Regions from separate parts of the Homo sapiens genome. Here region 2 is linked to region 1. Evidence: read pairs that join two places in POLR2A ChIA-PET (ENCODE). Cell type or tissue: Panc1. All regions are shown on one strand. Each heading gives the region's core, and the rest is flanking DNA. Links, peaks and the distances in the headings are about the cores only. Region 1 overlaps LOC107984238 (a long non-coding RNA gene). Region 2 holds the start of LOC124900287 (a long non-coding RNA gene).

What was found. Peaks named below come from ENCODE experiments on the same cell type or tissue, not always from the same donor. Only the 100,000 strongest peaks of a DNase experiment are listed, where the experiment ranks them.
Region 2: POLR2A ChIA-PET joins it to region 1 with 11 read pairs; 3 of 35 experiments call an interaction of 5 or more read pairs at or near these places.

Annotation. Positions count from the first base shown.
Region 1 is chr10:63,681,436-63,684,357 of GRCh38, reverse strand. All of the region lies in intron 2 of LOC107984238 (a long non-coding RNA gene), which reads left to right. All of the region lies in intron 1 of LOC124902438 (a long non-coding RNA gene), which reads right to left. Among named protein-coding and RNA genes, the nearest start is that of REEP3, 160 kb to the right of the region's middle. In Panc1, for the core only: no CTCF peak of the experiment used is centred there; no DNase peak of the experiment used is centred there.
Region 2 is chr10:63,259,808-63,262,729 of GRCh38, reverse strand. All of the region lies in intron 3 of JMJD1C (jumonji domain containing 1C), which reads left to right. It overlaps LOC124900287 (a long non-coding RNA gene), which reads left to right and starts at 1,343. Exons shown (of 2, transcript XR_007062158.1): 1 at 1,343-2,922. In Panc1, for the core only: no CTCF peak of the experiment used is centred there; no DNase peak of the experiment used is centred there.

The sequences.
Region 1 (2,922 bases), core at 332-2,831:
GTGCTGGGGTTACAGGTGTGAGCCACTGAGCCACTACTGCTAGTCCTCTTTTTTTTTTTGGAGACGGAGTCTTGCTCTGTCACCCAGGCTAGAATGCAGTGGCATGATCTTGGCTCACTGCAACCTCCGCCTCCTGGGTTCAAGCAATTCTCCTGCCTCAGCCTCCCAAGTAGCTGGGACTACAGGGACCTGCCACCACGCCCAGCTAATTTTTTGTATTTTAGTAGAGATGGGGTTTCACCGTGTTGCCCAGGCTGGTCTCGAACTCCTGAACTCAGGTAGTCCGCCTGCCTCGGCCTCCCAAAGTGTTAGGATTACAGGTATGAGCCACCAGGCCGGGACTTAGTCCTCTTTTAGCCTCACTTCCCTTCTACTCCTGCAGCCCTGACGCCACCTATTTTGAGGCTTTTCAGGGTTGTGTGGCATAAATCCAGTTGGTTCTCATCTTCACAGCGTCAGTTTAGGATTTGGCATTCTCAGGTTTACTGAGTCAGTACCCACTACTGCATCGGCTTTCCAGCTTCTAAAATGCTGCTGCTGTGGATTCCCATTGGCATGTGCAACAAAACACAAACTAAGCCTAGGTGTTACACGAAAAATCAAGCGTCTGTTTTGTGTGATTTCTAGGTAGGTTCCTACTGTTCGGTTGGGGAGGCAACCACAGTCTTCTTGTTGCCTTAGGTTTATGCCTTTAATTAAAGATTCCTCTATGTGTAGCTGAAGTGGGAGTGCAGGAAGAATTGAAATTATATCCGTGTATCTTTACCTGACAGTTTATATAACCATATAACTACAGTTTAATTGCTTACATCTTTTGTAGAGCTTAAATATGACATAATTAGTTAATGAAAAGATTGAGAAACCACAGTAAAGTTATGAAGGCATCATCCTGCCTCCCCATAGATAGAGATCTTGAAAACTTCATCTATGTTTAGACAGGGCAGAATCATAGAGTTTGAGACCACAAAGTCCAACACTCTCCTTCTTATTTTCAAGAAAAGGAAACTGTTCAGAGAGTTGACACAATTTATTCATAAACGTTAGTAGCAGAACTAAAATTATCTGCAGAATCTCCTGATTGTGGGTTAAAGTTTTTTTGTTACAGGTCCAAAGCCAGGAGCTAGCGTTTTTTTCATAGTTGACTAAACGGTTTCCCTATATATTCAATTCTTATTTAATTTAGGTTTTTCTCTACTAACAACATTTGCATTTCCTTTTTTTTTTTTTTTTTTTTGGAGACAAGGTCTCACTCTGTCACCCAGGCTGGAGTGTAGTGGCGCAATCTCAGCTAACTGCAACCTCTGCCTCCTGAGTTCAAGTGATTCTCATACCTCAGCCTCCCCAGTAGCTGGGATTACAGGCACGCACCACCATGCTCAGCTCATTTCTTTGTATTTTTAGTAGAGACAGGGTTTCACCATGTTGGCCAGGCTGGTCTTGAACTCCTAACCTCAAATGATCTGCCTGCCTTAGCCTCCCACAGTGCTGGGATTACAGGCGTGAAACCACCACTCCCGGCCAACATTCACATTTCTTAGAGGTCTCAGCAATCACACCCCAAGCAAGAAAAACTAAATTTACACATATTACTTGAAACAGTTATCCAACCAGATATTTTTATGTGAAAAATCTATTCTGAAGTAAGTGACAAATAAGAAAATATTAATCAGTTTCTCATGCTTGATTAATCTGGGCTAGCTCAGGCCTCCTCCTTCACATTATCACTTAGCCAGAGAGATAGAGATCAGATGACTGTACGCCAAGGAAGACCTGGGTTTCATTTGGTTTAGGGCACTCACTGAGTTACTCACTGTTCCTACAGATGGACGTCTTCAATTTTATACTCAGACTTACATTTCCATTCCCTTGGGTGATGTGTTGCAACATCCCCTCTGATTTTCCATGTTGTCTTAGGAACACAGCCTTCTAAGGGATTCAGGAAGCACACACACCAACAAGGATTCAATCACGAACATTCATTCCATTTAAGCAAAGTTGACTCCCTGCCTTTTCTCCTTTGCAAACCAATGTGTGCAATAGCTTATAGATAATTATGCATTCATTTGAAGACTTCAAGAACAGGGGACTCAGGCAGAATTTGTCAAAGCAAAGAAAATGATCAGATAGTTTTCATATCTCAGAGTTTTCAAACTCTGCCAAATAACTCCATAAAAATGTCCAATAAACACACACACACACACACACACACACACACACCGCTGAGCTACTGATAAAGTATTTCTGAATAAGTGAGTCTTCCAGAATGTTTTCACTTGTTATTCTTTTTTTTTCACAGAAAAACTTTATAAAATTCATTTATTTACTTGACTTCAGAAATCTAAACCAAATTTGTAAATACTTGAGTAAGAAGCAGATAGGACAAATGGAGGGAAAGTTCCATTCCTCAGACACATTCTTTAACTTAGCAGCAGCAACACTACCCTCAAACACACACCATTCTCTACTGATTGTGATAAAGGATCTTAAATATTGGATAGTTTGACATTAAATATAATGCTAGAATGTGAAGTAACCAGATTGCAAGATGATTCACAGATCCTTGATTTGTGATTTTATTTTATTTTTTGATTTGTGATTTTAAATGTGAGCATGAGATAATATTTCCGTGGGGCTTTATATTTACCTGTGCCTGACGTGGCCCAGAATTACCTGCCACAGTGAAGACAGGTAAATGGATGCAAATCAGCTGCCTGCCATTAAATTCTTCTGCTTCTCAAAATCATTAGGACAAGTTGGGAATGCAGTACAGCTCAGCCCTGCACTTCCCTTAGTCTAGTCTCTCGGGTTCAGTACAGCGTCCCCAGTTTCCATTCTTCTGGGAATGGAAGACAACATTCCTTTCACAAGAGCCTTCCATTCAGCATGAAGGAAAAATGGAAACCAAGGAATAAACAGATGCAT
Region 2 (2,922 bases), core at 297-2,796, 420 kb after region 1:
ATTTAATCTGCTCTGCTAGTGTATATACTAAGTCACCCTCTGGCCTAGAAGGATGCCATATCTTCCAGAAGTGAAGTGATTGACTTGACATTTTAACCATTGTGTTTCTGAAAAATGTGAATTCCGAGTTCAAAGAAATCAGTAGGAATTAACATGAGAGCACTTGATTTGGGATCTAGCATACCTTAGTTTTAGAATTTCTTACGAATTTTAGACTAAGTGCTGGTTTATAGCAGAGCTTTTCTATGTGCATTTTTTATAGTTAGGGTTTTTAAATAAGATCAGGTTATAAATATAAAAATATTTTCTCCCATGTGTAAATGATAGACATTTATCTTATTTTGAATGAAAATTTACTACAGATACCTAAGATGGTTAAATTTATTTATTTAAATAAATCTTATGAAATACAGAAATGTTCTAGAAAGAAGAAAAAAAAATTTAGAGTTCGTGTAATTACAATGGCTCTATACCAGATTGATTGTTTTCTAACCAGTTGTCCAAGCAGTACATTAAATTCCTTAGCTTCTTAAAATGGCAGCTGTTACTGGCATAAATTTTGTAAATAGTGCCTTGACCTATCTCAACCTTAGGGTAACCCTCTGTAAGTCAAGGGGAGTTTGGGTACACTTGAATAAGCTTTTTAATTGAGCTTATTTCTTTCTCACTTTTTAAAATTTCATGAGGCAGTTTCTTAATATGGATGCTAATTATCCTTTATAAACTTTTTAAGTAGGTGGGGGAAAATTCTCTTTGGAAATGGCCTTTGTGTATATTATTTTTTAGTCTAGAGTGGTAGGTACATGTAAGTTTTTAAAATTTCCAGAAATGATGCTTTGCTGTGAATCTAATTAAATGTTTTCAGTGGGAATTCCCAGTCTGCCACCTTTATCCTTGATTTCTCAGCATTTTATTCAGTAGCAGTATGTTTTTCTTTAGTTTCCTTTACAAGTTGCACAGCCTTATTCTTCATTAAATCAGAATGATAAACTAAGGTAGTGGTTAGGAAACAGATGAGTCAGGATTAATACAAGTCCTTTCACTTTTAAGTCATTGGTTTGAAGCCCACTCTTTTCTCTGAATGATTTGAATGTATTGAATATCAGATAGCAAGTATTAAGTTAGTTAACCTGGTCAGCTTTTTTTCTTCTTCTTCTTTTTTTTTCTGTCGCTCAGGCTGGAGTGCTGTGGCACAATCTCAGCTCACTGCAACCTCCGCCTCCCGGTTTCAAGAAATTCTTCTGCCTCATCCTCCTGAGTAACTGGGATTACAGGTGTGCACCACCACTCCCAGCTAATATTTGTATTTTCAGTAGAGATGGGTTTTCGCCATGTTGACCAGGCTGGTCTTGAACTCCTGACCTCAGATGATCCACCCCGCCTTGGCCTCCAAAAGTACTGAGAATACAGTTGTGAGCCACTGCGCCCGGCACTGGTCAGATTTTTGGGTGACGTTTAGTTGGGTATTCCAGGATGCAATCATTATATATTATAGTTTTTAGTATTTTGGAAAGAAACATGACTAAAAAGAGAAATTGAACCAACATTTTCAGAGAGTATAATGGATATATATTAATTAGGCCACTGAAGCAACAGGCCTCGATATTGTTAAGTGTCTTTCTCCTTCCCTGTGCACACAAATAAGTTTCTACTTCCTCCTTTTAGGTTTCCTGATCATGCCTGGCTACACTTAACATTCTTTGAAGTAGGGGGGAAGGGAAAAGGGAGAGGAAGCAGTGGGGAAATCTGCAGATTCTACTGTGTTTTTTAGCTAGCTGGGAAGAAGGAGGAGAAAATAAATTATTGCTTCTTAAAGGTACTTTTAATAGTTTTTTGTTACGCCAGGCACGGTGGCTCATGCCTGTAATCCCAGCACTTTGAGAAGCCGAAGCGGGCGGATCATGAGGTCAGGAGTTCGAGACCACCCTGGCCAACATGGTGAAATGCAGTCTCTACTAAAAATACAAAAAAAAATTAACCGGCGTGGTGGCGGGCGCCTGTAATCCCAGCTACTTTGGAGGCTGAAGCAGGAGAATCGCTTGAACCTGGGAGGCAGAGGTTTCAGTGAGCCGAGACCGCGCCACTGCACTCTAGCCTGGGCAACAGAGCGTGACTACATCTCAAAAAAAAATAGTTTTTTTTTTGTTGTTACTATAATCTCTGTGGTATTGTTGCTTTACTTTGGAGTATGATTATAGAAGTTCAAAAAAACTTTCCATTAAATTTTGATAACAGTTTTGATCACATTCACATAAAAATTTTGATAATGAAATGAAATATTTAGCTTTTAGCATGATTTTGAAATCATTTTATCATGGATTTTGGCTACTGGCCGTGCACACACCTACAGTTTTCAGGTTGGGGTTGCTTCATAGAGAATGTGGAAGAGATTATTTCTTACCTGAAAGTTGTACATGATTCATACCAACTAACCTGGCTTGGTCTGGCTTGTTAGTCCAGTATTTTTAGGCATCACATTCCTCTTTGCTTTTAAATGTAATAAAGAAATAAAACAAAGGTCACTAGTTAAAACCGTTAGAGATTTGATACGGAATGTGGTTGTCCAAAATTATACCGCATGTTTATCTTACAGTATATTAAAATTCATTGTAGTAATGAGGTGTTTTCCCTAAAATAAGGTAGAATCATAAATCCTAGACCTGAAGGAATGATTCCATTAGAAGTTCTGGATCCCAGCTACTCTGGAGGCTGAGGCAAGAGAATCACTTGAACCCAGGAGGTGGAGGTTGCAGTGAGCCGAGATCACACCATTGCACTCCAGCCTGGGCAATAAGAGTGAAACTCTGTCTCAAAAAAAAAGTTCTGTATCATAATGAGCTGATAAAGTTTGGAGATAAGACTGTTAATACTACAGTTCTATCATTGTAGAGTATGGACATTGAACTACAGTACTTTACTAAA